Linked DNA regions of Homo sapiens: all the other regions are linked to region 3. Evidence: chromatin loops called from intact Hi-C (ENCODE). Cell type or tissue: GM12878. All regions are shown on one strand.

Evidence for each region. Peaks named below come from ENCODE experiments on the same cell type or tissue, not always from the same donor. Only the 100,000 strongest peaks of a DNase experiment are listed, where the experiment ranks them.
Region 1: a loop joins it to region 3, with 2.2 times the contacts of the local background. A loop is called at or near these places in 1 of 110 quality-filtered maps.
Region 2: a loop joins it to region 3, with 1.9 times the contacts of the local background. A loop is called at or near these places in 1 of 110 quality-filtered maps.

Annotation. Positions count from the first base shown.
Region 1 is chr3:31,390,512-31,394,511 of GRCh38, forward strand. No RefSeq gene overlaps it. Among named protein-coding and RNA genes, the nearest start is that of STT3B, 140 kb to the right of the region's middle. RefSeq lists an enhancer at 1,953-2,162. In GM12878, no CTCF peak of the experiment used is centred here; DNase peaks (open chromatin) are centred at 863 and 2,220; H3K27ac peaks cover 805 bases.
Region 2 is chr3:30,982,707-30,986,706 of GRCh38, forward strand. No RefSeq gene overlaps it. Among named protein-coding and RNA genes, the nearest start is that of GADL1, 90 kb to the left of the region's middle. In GM12878, no CTCF peak of the experiment used is centred here; a DNase peak (open chromatin) is centred at 2,331; H3K27ac peaks cover 195 bases.
Region 3 is chr3:31,243,876-31,247,875 of GRCh38, forward strand. No RefSeq gene overlaps it. Among named protein-coding and RNA genes, the nearest start is that of MIR466, 84 kb to the left of the region's middle. RefSeq lists an enhancer at 1,666-1,735. In GM12878, a CTCF peak has its summit at 1,679; DNase peaks (open chromatin) are centred at 1,291 and 1,725; H3K4me3 peaks cover 845 bases; H3K27ac peaks cover 3,654 bases.

The DNA of each region.
Region 1 (4,000 bases), 150 kb after region 3:
AAGGGAAACTTCTTCCTGCAAATAGTCCATTCGCATCTCTCCCTGACACAAGGCTGAAATTTTAGTATTGCAAATATCACTGGGGAATATTTCTCAGCTGCAGTTGATTATTTCTTCTTTCACTACCAGATGTCACTGTACCTGGAAAGAATTCACTTAGCAAGGAAGGGGGAGGCAGTGAGCTGCAGAGGGAAGAAACAGTGTGCCAAAGAAACTGGTGGGTGGGCCTGAGAGAGAGTGGAGGAGGCTGGGGAAAATTTGCTAAAAGTCAGAGACACAAAACTAGTATTTGAGATTAAAAATAAAATTAACTAAGCCATAGTTTGCGTGTGTGCACATGTGTGTATTTAAAGTGTCTTAAGACACCAAATTCTACACCATTCAATCGAAGCTATTTGACCATAGCAATTAAAAATATTAATGATGCCAGTCTGAATCCTTCATAAGAACTCATCCCAAGCTGCCAGAAAAGGCAAAAAGTTTTAGGCAAGATTTACATACACCCATTCAGAATGAAAAATTGGTGACCTGAAATTAGCGGCCAGAATGAAAAGTAACCAAATAAACTTCTATTTTACACCGGAATTTATCATCTCTCTAATTTGTCAGTGGTCAATTCTGGGAGTGCTTTTGGAGGACTGCCTTTTGCCCTTCTTTGGAATGTGATTTTCATCCAGGGAAGAAATGAGGGCAGGAATTATTGAAAGCCCTGTTTCAGATCAGCATTAACAATTCATGGAACTCATCTCTAGTTCTACCCAAGGCATTTGGAAGGACACCTGGCGTGTAGCAAAAGCTTGTTCAAAGTGTCTCCTAATCTGCTTTGAAATGCACAGTGGATTGGGGCCAACACAAGGTCAGCACCCGTCCTCATTTAGTGAGCTGGCTGGCTGTGCTCCTCCGGTAGAGGAACTGAGAAGACAGAACCTACTGCAAATCCACTGCAGAGTTTTTCAGCTGGTGGCTGAGGGTCTTTTGAAATGCAAACCTCTAGAGCTGAGGGGGAAGCTTGTTTTCCATTCTGGGCCACTGGCTCACAGAAGGGGAAAAAATAATCACCGAAAAGTAATTTAGGTTGGGTGATTTACAAAGTGAGAAAGATCAAAGGTTAAACTCACACAATTTAAATGTCGAGAATAGGGAATTTTCAACATGATTCATTAAATATACTCAATTTAGGGGGATGTATCTTGATTTCAGATGAGAAGCAGGTAAGGAAGACTTTCGTTCCTTCCACTCCACCAAACTTGATGCAGGTAAAATTAATGCATTCTACAGCACTGCCCATTCCCCCCAGCCACACTCTCTTCCTCTGGCTTCTGCGATGCCAAACTCTTCTGGTTTTCCTCCTCCTCCAACTTCCCACTCTTCAGTGTCACTTGCCAGGTCTTCCTCCTCTTCTCAAACTTGACTATGATATACCCTTGACCATGAACTCCTCAAACTTGACTATGAAACCCTGTGATATACCTGCCTCCTTCAAGGTTGGTTCTTTAAGGCTTGGTCCTAGGCCTGCTTTTATTCTGCCAATGTACTACCCACCCACAGGACCTCATCCACACTGTAGCTCCACACCTTCTCTAAGCAGATGATCATGTGTTTGATCTTCATCCACAGCTCCAGGCCCACACATCCAGCAGCCTGCTGACTGTGCCCCTTGTATGTCTCACACACAACTCAGCGTGATCCAGACTGACCTCCACCCCTTCCTTCAATCCCAGTCTTCCTCCAGTGTTTCTTTCTCAGTGAAAGCAAATCCATCTGCTCAGTTTCAAAAGCTAGAAAACTAAGAGTCAGTCTTGAAACTCTCTCTCCCTCACCCCGCATCTAATCCATCTCCAAATCCTAAATATCTCCTCTTCTCTCTACTCCTAAAGTCCAAGCTGCCAGCATCTCTACATCCAAAATGGCAACAGCTTATTAACCAGTTTCTCTGCATCTACTTTTGCTCCCTTCAGTCCGTTCTGTGCATACCAGCCAGGGGGATTTTTCTACAGGGCAAAGCTGATTGTGCCTTGCTCCTGCTGAGAATTGTTCAATGCATTGTAATGCTTTTAGGATAAAGATCGACATCCTTATCACAGCCCAGAAAGCTGTGAAAGACTTGTCTGCACAATTCTGCAGCCTCACCTTGAGATACCTTCCTGCCTTCCATGTCCTCTCCCAGTTCCACTCTAAAAACCACACAGGTTTTTCATTTTCTCAAGCTCACCCTACTTCTCTCCACCTCAGCACCTTCAAAAAGGGCTGGTTCTTTTCTGGCCTTTCATGCTTCCTCCTCACCTTGTCTAGTTTCTTCTCATCTTTTAGATCTCAGTTCCTCACAGAAAGCTTCCTGCATCCAGAAAGCCAGGTCAAAACCTCTGCTTACTCAGTGTCGCAATGTCTTTGACTTTCTATTTTTGTAAGACTTTTCATACTTTTTCATTAAATGGTGACTCTACATATTTAGTTGTTTTCTATCTTTTGCATTGCTACTTTTCCCAGTGCCTAGTACTGTGCCCTGCACATAAGATATATTCAATAAGACTGTCCCGAATGAATGAATGAATGAATGAATGAATAATATAAAGAGATAAAATCACCCAAAAAATGAGAAAGATCATTTCTAGCCAACTTACTCATAATTTGTGTGTTTTTATTTCTTTGAATTTGGTGAAATGCTATCTCTCTCAGTTACTTTTTTTGGTATTAGCAACCAACTTAAACCCCACTGGATTTTTTTTACATTAACTGAAGTCAAGCCAGGTATATCTCTATGCTTAAGCAATTTCTGTTTCATTTAAATGTAAAGTTTTATATTTGAGAAAAAAGTATTTTTGAAATGAAATTCTGCAAGTCAAGATAATAACTGTTCTCACCAGATGTCATTTGAAAATACTATAATCATGACTTTCATGCCTTTTTCAAATTGTTAATAAATTGTCTTCTTATGCTAGCACCACAAAAACGCTACGATACACCTGCCTCTTTCCCCATGTGGCAGGAATAATTGGTCAATTAATTCACTAGCCTTTCCCCAACCCTCTTAGTTTTTCCTTTTTAGTTATAAAGTTTAAAACATGCCAGAGACCCACTTTGCCAGTTTTCCTTGAAGCTAGTGTTGTCTAGTGAGAAATAAGGTACACCTATAGAAGAAATGTGGAAACATATTTTGCTGTCATTTAAAAAAAAAAAAAAGCAATATCAACCCAAGACATACTTTTTTAACACAATTACTCAATTGCTTCTACTTTTGAGTGTGGTTGCACTGCCTGGAACCATGGAAGCCATCTGATGATCATGAGGTAACAAGCATGAAGGAAGAGTCAATACGATGAAAATGAAGGAGCTTCTGAACCAGCCTGTTATGCCTATCCACAGAGTTCTTGTTATGAGAAATAACTGTATCTTCATTGCCTAAACCACTAATAGATAGGTTTCCTGGGATTTACACTCAAACATATCTGAAATGATGCAATCAGTTAGAACGGGACATTGATCAACATTCCAAGTATAGTTGATCATTCAGACACAACTCTGTCTACCTGTATTGAACAGCAATCATCATTTCTCTATCTTATCCACAAAGCTGTCTTGGAGACTTTATTTTAAATTCCTCATTCAAGTCAAGGTACATTGAGACTGTGAGATTTCTCTCCTTTGAAAGTTCTGTAGGTTTACCCTATAAGCATTGCTCTTGGCCTGAAAAGAGTGTAGATAAGAGATATAGTGAGCTCAGGTCTTATGTCCGTGAGATTTGGTCTGGATTAACATTAAGCTTCTTAAGACCTTACTTTCTATCACCTTCGTCCTCCTCTTTTTCATAATTATTTTTTGAAGTGGATACGTACTCTTCTGAACATATAAAAATGAAAAAAACAACAAAACAAAGGCAATAAGTTCTCCCTGCTGCTCCTTCAAGCCCTTTAATGGTTCTTTATCCTGACAAATTCTTCAGAGGCTTTCTCCAATAAATAGAATAGTCACAGCATCCCCTGGTTTTAGTTAGACTATCAGC
Region 2 (4,000 bases), 260 kb before region 3:
TGCCTGTTTTTATGCCACCAGCAGTCATTCAATTAAATGCAATTTCAGTTTTTCCCTGTCTGTCTCAACAAAGCCACTCCATATGGGATCAAATGCTAGATAAGAATCTTTTGAGATAACCGTGACCCAGCTGATTAGTAAAGGACTTCGGTCTTCCCTAAGATGGTGTATCACTGGTCAGCTCCTGAGATAGCAGCAGGAGGTTTATTGGAGAGTATGCTCAGAATCAGCACCCCTGAGAGACAGAGGGAAGTCATTGAGGGCAGGGAGAGAAGCTGAGCTACAGTATAGTTGCAGCAAAGGTCTCAGCCAATCCAACCTGGAGATCTAGAGCTGAGAGGGCCCTTCAGAGTTGTTCTGAATTGAGGCAGGAGAGCTGCACCTTTATAACCCTGCACTGACCAGCCACTGAATGTAGTTTGTGCCTGAAAAATGGGTATGATCTTGGGGCAAGACACTCTCTTCAGCCAAGCACAAATCCCAAAGAGGACAATCAGCTAAGGGGCATCAGCCATTAGCACTTCCAGCAGCTGGGAAAATAAGTGCCTCTTTCCTAGAGGGGGATCTTAGGTATCATGATATCCACTAAAATAAAGTTACTGTTCTTTTTAAGTGCAGGCTTTAAATTGGGGCTTAAAAGCAAAAATCACTCATTATTTTGTTAGAAACTTTACCAAGATCTCTTCTTCCTTGCAGAAAAACATGTCACCCATAGTAATGCACCCATGGCTTCCAAGTTGCCAATTCAACACACATGGATTAATCTGCATTTGCAACTGTCACATTCATGATAATTCATGCAGACTTCTGTCTGCTTCATTGTAAGTGTAGTCAGACACATGAATTAAAATATTTGGGATGGACACAGTGGCTCACGCCTGTAATCCTAGCACTTTGGGAGGCCGAGGCGGGCAGATCACGAGGTCAAGAGATCGAGACCATCCCAACCAACGTGGTGAAACCCTGTCTCTACTAAAAATACAAAAATTAGCCGGGCATGGTGGCACGCACCTGTAGTCTCAGCTACTTGGGAGCCTGAAGCAGGAGAATTCCTTGAATCTGGGAGGCGGAGGTTGCAGTGAGCCGAGATCACACCACTGCACTGCAGCCTGCCATAGAGCGAGACTCCGTCTCAAAAAATAATAATAAAATGAAATAAAATACATCTGAAATTTATATTATTATAAATTATTTTTCTATTCTCTTTAACATTGCAGTTAAGAATATGTGTATAGTAATATTTATACAAATTTTATTTCAGGAAAGTAAGGGAAACACGGCAAAATATTTTGTATGAAAAGAGATCATTAGATCTGAAAATGTAATTTAGGATGGAAGCTTGCCTTAGAGTAATTCTAAACCCTAGCTGCCACTTAAAAACACTTACGAAGCTATAAAATATCCTGATGCCCAGGTCATATGCAAGACCAAGTGAATCAGAACTTCTGGAGGCAAAACCGAGACATTATTATTTTTGAAACTCTTCAAGGAATTGCAATGAATAGATAAGATTGAAAAATCCATGTCCTGGGGCAGTGATTCTCAAAATTAAACGTGCATCACAAGCACCTTGTGATTGATCAGGCGCAGATAGCTGGGACCCACCTCCACAGCTTCTGATTCAATAGCTCTGGGATAGGGCTGAGAATTTTTCTTTCTAATCAGTTCCTGAGTGACGCTGATGCTGCTGGTCCAGGACCACCCTTTGAGAGGCAGGGTTCTAGAGGCTTTGCCTGCCTGAGCAGAGTCCCCTCGCCACATTTAGCAGCTTTTCCTTGTCCCTGGTATCACCCATAAAACATTTTGGAAAATCTTCCCCTTTGTCAGTTTTTGGAAAGACCCTTTCCCCTCTATGCAGCTATTTCCAAATGCCACATTTTTCTACCCTCTAAGGAGGAACCACCAGCCGTCAGGAAAGATAACCTCTAACTTCTTCCATAATTTTTTCATCTCCTTTTGTTTTGGATTTATTTGTCATTATAGACATGGTTTTACAAATTACAGAACTAAAAACACTCCTTCAAAACAACAACTTAATTGCTTTTGTTGTACAGTTCAATCCTAACATTTATGCTGTTGAGAACCAAATGCACTCACCGATGTCTTTTCACACTTGCTTTTTATCCTGAGATGGGCCAGATACAGCTGCTCTTCTCTATTATATAGCATTTTGCTGCCAGGTTCTAGAAGTACATTTGTTTTAACTCAAATCAAGCAAAGGCCATAAATAACACAAAGATGGGCAGGAGTAATTTGGCCACAACCCTCTCTTAGTTCCTCCTAAAATCAGAGTATTTCCCAGGAGGATTTAAGATAGGATTTGTTTATCCCCTACTTCCTGCAGTTGCTTCAGTGAGACAGAGAGGTTTCTGAAACTCCTATGAAGTCTCATACCTCAACCTCAAGCACTAAAGCTGATAAGGAAGTTGGGCGATTCAGATAAAAATTAACTTTCCCTTTTAAGAGAGGCTGAGGGAAAAACGGACAAAAAGTCCTCATTTTCTTTAGCAAAAGAAAAATAGTCACACAATTTTTCAGCTTGGCCAAGATTAATAACTCGTAATCTGAAGATATTGGCTTCTGTTGAAGTGAATATCAAGATTTATTGACCTGTGAAGTAAATATTAACAGAGGTGAAACTGAGGTTAATAACAAACCTCAGGGGATAATACATCTTCATATTTGCTAGTATAAAAAGTCAGCCCATATATTGCTCATGCATACATTCAAAAACCTCTTTAACCAAAAAGCTCTGGAAATCTCTTTGCTGTGACAGATTGCTTAAATATATGGCCGAATTTCTATTTGTATTAACATTCTCTGGCTGTACTAAGGCAGCCAGAAAAGCAAAACATTAATAGCTTCTTCTGAGGATCATCAGCAGCCAATCAAAAGGCAGTTGTTTATTTGCATATGAGACCTGATTGGAAGAGACTGATCCTAATCAGTATCTGATTCCCCTCAATCTCACTGATGTAGGCAGTATATTGATGTGATTACACTAGTATTCAGCCACCTAATAAGCCCATCTTTTCTCCACATACAAAATAAAATACTCTAAACTACGATTTTATACACATTGAAATAAATATGCTCATTGTCACCAGTGACAAATTTTATAAACGAATGTTAAGAAATTTTATTTTTTAAAGAATAAGAAGGCCAGGCGCAGTGGCTCACGCCTGTAATCCCAGCACTTTGGGAGGCCGAGATGGGCCGATCACAAGATCAGGAGATAGAGACCATCCTGGCCAATATGGTGAAACCCCGTCTGTACTAAAAATACAAAAAATTAGCTGGGTGTGGTGGCATGTGCCTGTAATCCCAGCTACTCGGGAGGCTGAAGCAGGAGAATCGCTTGAACCCGGGAGGCGGAGATTGCAATGAGCCCAGATCGGGCCAGTGCACTCCAGCCTGGCAACAGAGCGAGACTCTGTCTCAAAAAAAAAAAAAAAAAAGAATAAGAAATATGTTTCTTATTTCATACCTGAACAAAGGTATGAAAGGTATGAGATTTCTGGGCATTGGTGCCAGAGGAGCTGTTGGAATTCTAGTTCTAAGACTTTCTTTCTCTGTGACATCAGGCAAGTCACTTCACTGCTCTGTTCCTGAGTTTCCTCCATTGGAAAATGAAGATAACAATAGCACTTACCTCATAGGCTTGTTGCGTAGATTAAAGGAGTTAGGACATTCAAAGTGCCTTAGAGTGTGCTCAGAGCATACTAATGAATATATATTTGTTTGTTTGTTTTTTAAGTTATAGAGAAAAGGGTCTTTGAAGATCCTGTGGCCCCACAGTCTCAAATATTTGTGGGCATCTGTCCCTTAGTGTTCTCGTGGTTAGCCTTAACCATTGACTGTAAAGTGTTGATATTACTGATGTTTATTTAAATTTAAATTTAGTTGCCAACATTTAAAATTCAGGGGAATTCCATGTAAAATAATAAGAATGCACAGCTTTTCTCACAAAAATTTCAGAAGACACAACCACAGTTGGACT
Region 3 (4,000 bases):
ATGGCGAGTATTTTACATTTACAACACATCTCAATTTGGACTAGACACATTTCAAGTGTTCAATAGCCACAGGTTACTAGTGGCTACTATATCAAAAAGCACAACTCTGAATCCACTGGACATGGTAGTTCCATTGGCCCAGAATGGAAGTAGACAGGAAATGAAGCATTGTATCCTGGGATTTTAGCAGCCATTGGAAAAGAGAAAAGCCAGAAGAATTGAGAATAGTAGTTATTGCAACTTATGACATAGTAATTACACATTGTTTTGGATTACTCAGAAATAATTTTCTTCATCATATTCAGAAAATTAAGAGCAGATAATGCAGAAAAGCTTTGTCAGACAAGTGTCTAAAAAAACAATGGAAACTTGGTTAGGAGCTATATATATATCCATCCACTCTTCAATTGTGATACAAGGAGTATGTGTCATCATCTAGGTAGGAGATAATGGGATGAAGAACACATGTGCTTATTTTTTTGAAAACTCCAGGAGTATATATGTATATCTATATATCTACTTATCTATGTAGCTATACACACAGACACACACAATAAAAATAATTCTACAATTTTGCATTATTGGAGAAGGAAAGTATTTCCCTGACAACACAAATAAATAAATAGCATATTTTTTAAAGAGTAATTACAGGTAAAAGAAAAATATTATACCTTTAATATAACTTAGATCGAAAACCTATGAAACAAGAGTTGAATGAAGATGTGATGGGAAAAGAGATTTAATTTTGGCCTTAGACAAAAAATGGAGCCAATCGAAAAAGGGAAAGAGTTCAAGAAAATTAAAAATGCAATTAAAGATAAAAAGATAAATAAGAAATTGGTAAATAGAATGAGGATAAGAGACCTAACTTATACATAATTGGTGATACCAAGAGAAAATCACAACAGTTTAAGCAGAAGCTAAAATCAAGCCCCAACACTGGAATACAATGGAGCAAATTTATAAAGTTTCGAAGAAAAGTGTATGATCCAATAATTCTCCCCAAAGTAGGTTGTCAAAAGAAATATACTCTTAGACAGTAAACTGTACCCATTATCTATTGCCACAATAATGCTGCAAAGCAAGCAACCACAAAATCTCCGTGAGATAAAACAATAAACATTTATTTTTGTTCACAAGATTATGAGTTGTCTGGGGATTTCTGCAGATCTGAGCGGGGATACTTCACATGACTGTGGCCTTGTCCAGACAATTAGATTCACCTGACTGATCTCTATTTCTCTCGTCCTCCATCATCTTAGCTTGGTCTCAGAGTGGTAGCAGGGATACAAAGTTACTGGGTAGAGGAGGTAGATATGAGGAGGCTAATAAGGAGGACCATCAAAGCAATAATTCTCCTTGTGAATGCCCTCCAGCTATAGACCACCAGGAACACATCTAAAAATGTTGGGTTTATTACTCATTTCAGTGAGGGAGAATTCACACCGTGGGAAACCTTGAGTCTTGTTAGTGAGAGGGCATTACAAAGCATTTGTAGGATTTGTGTTTTGTGTTAAGTGATTTTAGTGTGTAGGGCTTTGGTTTGGATTGGCTGATGTCCAGAAGCAGGGGTATCTTATGAATGGGTATCTTAATAAATCTTATCTATCTAGAATGTGGGAAGACCAGAAAAGATTAACGCTGTACTTGGTAAAGAAGCAGCAATCCCTTGTATTAGCCATGAGAGGGGGATGGTTGGTCACTTCTGTGGCTTGTACAATGTACATGTTTTGTTGTGTTCAGACATGGTCATGAAGTGGTCTTGTCTTTGTCATGCTCCACCATCATCACAGAGTAGCCTGGTCTGACACTGATGCTCTGTGAAGTTATTTTCAACAGGAGAGCACTAAAGTCTAGCTGTGATGCCAGCCGGCTCCAAGAGGTCAGGCTGCTTTTCTTCTCATGTCACACACACACTCCCAGTTGGTTACCCTGGCAATTTTACTTAATGCTTTCATTCATCATAGCAAGAGGTGATTCAAAATAAATGAACTTGATTTTTTTTTTAAAAAAAAAAAAGCTTTGGTATAAAAGCACCAACAGTAAACACAGAACCCAGTTAAACACAGAGCTATATCTAAATGAATATTATAAATATGGTTATAATATATCAAAAGCGATCATGAAATGAGACATATAAGCCATATAATAATAGTTTAATAATAAGAATTTAGGTATAACCCCCAAATTATATTAACAAGAGTAAAGAATGAAAAATGGAGAGTAGGAGAAAGTTGAAATGTAGAGCATTTCTCATTTTAGAGAATGGGAGGTCAAAAGACAATGGTTCTTTTTCTTTTTTTTTTTTCCTCTATCAAGTTTGGAGAAATAAAGGTGCCATACGTTTTTGAAAAACTTAATGAAAACTACTTGTAGTGCTAATAAACAGAATGTGTACCTTCCAAATGATTACAGAAAATAAAAGCCACCCCTAAAAAATTGTAGCATCAGACAGAAAACAAAGAAACTAATCAAAAGCATTTTTTAAGCATAAAACAAAATGGCTGAAATAAGACCAAAAGTCTTACTCATTCATTTGTCTTCCCTCCTTTTCTTACCCCTGCTCTTGCCTTAGACCAGGCCCTGATCTGCTCTCTGTCTTCTAAAATACAGCATACAGCCTCCTAATCAGCCTCTCTCCCTCAGATCAGATCTTTGCAGAGCAGAGGCTGCACTCATGCTATCATTTGTAGAGTGGGGACATTGGCAAACTGTTGATTACAGGTGTGCAATGAGGAGAGAACAGAGATTAAGACAAGCATGTGAAGCTTTTGTAGCAATTTGACAAGCTATTTTGTGTCTGTTGAAACTAATAATTAATAATTGGTGCTTGCATTTTGTACCTTTTTATTACATTTTTCTAGTAACTCATTTTTTATTATAGTTTCTAAAAATATCAGTCTGTAATATATGAGAAAAGGCAGAAAACAGCTGGTCCTTCACCACGGATGGTTTGAGAAGCCCAGAGCATATCTAAGTGAATTCCATGGAATCTGTCACTTCTCTGCCCACAAACATTCAGTGGCTCCCTCCTGTTCCTAACAATGATTCTTCTTTTCCTGCCTCCACACTATTCCTATGGGCAACATTGCCTATCAGTCATGCCTCTTATTATACAGGGATTCTCAAAGGGAGAGGGCAGAGACGAAAATCTCAAACCTGGAAGGAAAGCAGTAGGAATGTGCACTTTGAAACATAAAACCCTAAAGATTTGGATACATCTGCAGTGTGTGTGTCCCCTTCCCTTCCTCCTCCGCTACCCTCAGGCCACACCTCCAGGCCCTCCCCAACAGCACCCCCAGAACTCAGGAGCTCAGAGATTGCACCCTGGACACACCCCGCAGTCCCCTGCCTGCCCCTTTTCTCTTCTTCCAAGACTGTCACCTCTCCCCTCCACCACACTCTGCTCCTTCTTGAAGCCCCAACTCAAAAGTCATGCTTTCCTGTTCCCTCCTTCCCAACCCCTCCCAGGCAAATTTTCTTGCTCCTTTGAGGCAAAAGCTCCATACACATACCTAACTTTGACACTGAGGCTTCAATTTTAGGGGTTTTCCTAAGGACAAAATTAGGGTTTATGTACAAATTTATCTATAAAATTATTAAATTCAGAGTAGTACAGGATTGGTTAAATAACTAACTTCTGTCCATACAATAGAATAATACACAGCTACTAAAAATTTTGAAGAAGAATGCATGTAACATGGAAATATGTTTGCAATGATCTGTTAAGTAAACAAGTAGATTATAAAATAAAATGTGTAGGTACATATATGGGAAATGTTTAAATGTTATTTAAATATAGTGATAAATATAAGCATAATATAGATCTAGTTACAGATAAAGACACACACACAGACAAAGGGACAGGCACAAATGTAGGCCAAGATACAAAGATGCATACAGATGCAGATACAGACCAAATGTGAAGAAGTGTTATTTCTGTGTTATGGGATTATAAGTAGTTCCGGTTTTTCTCTTTTTTCCTATCTGTATGTTCTAC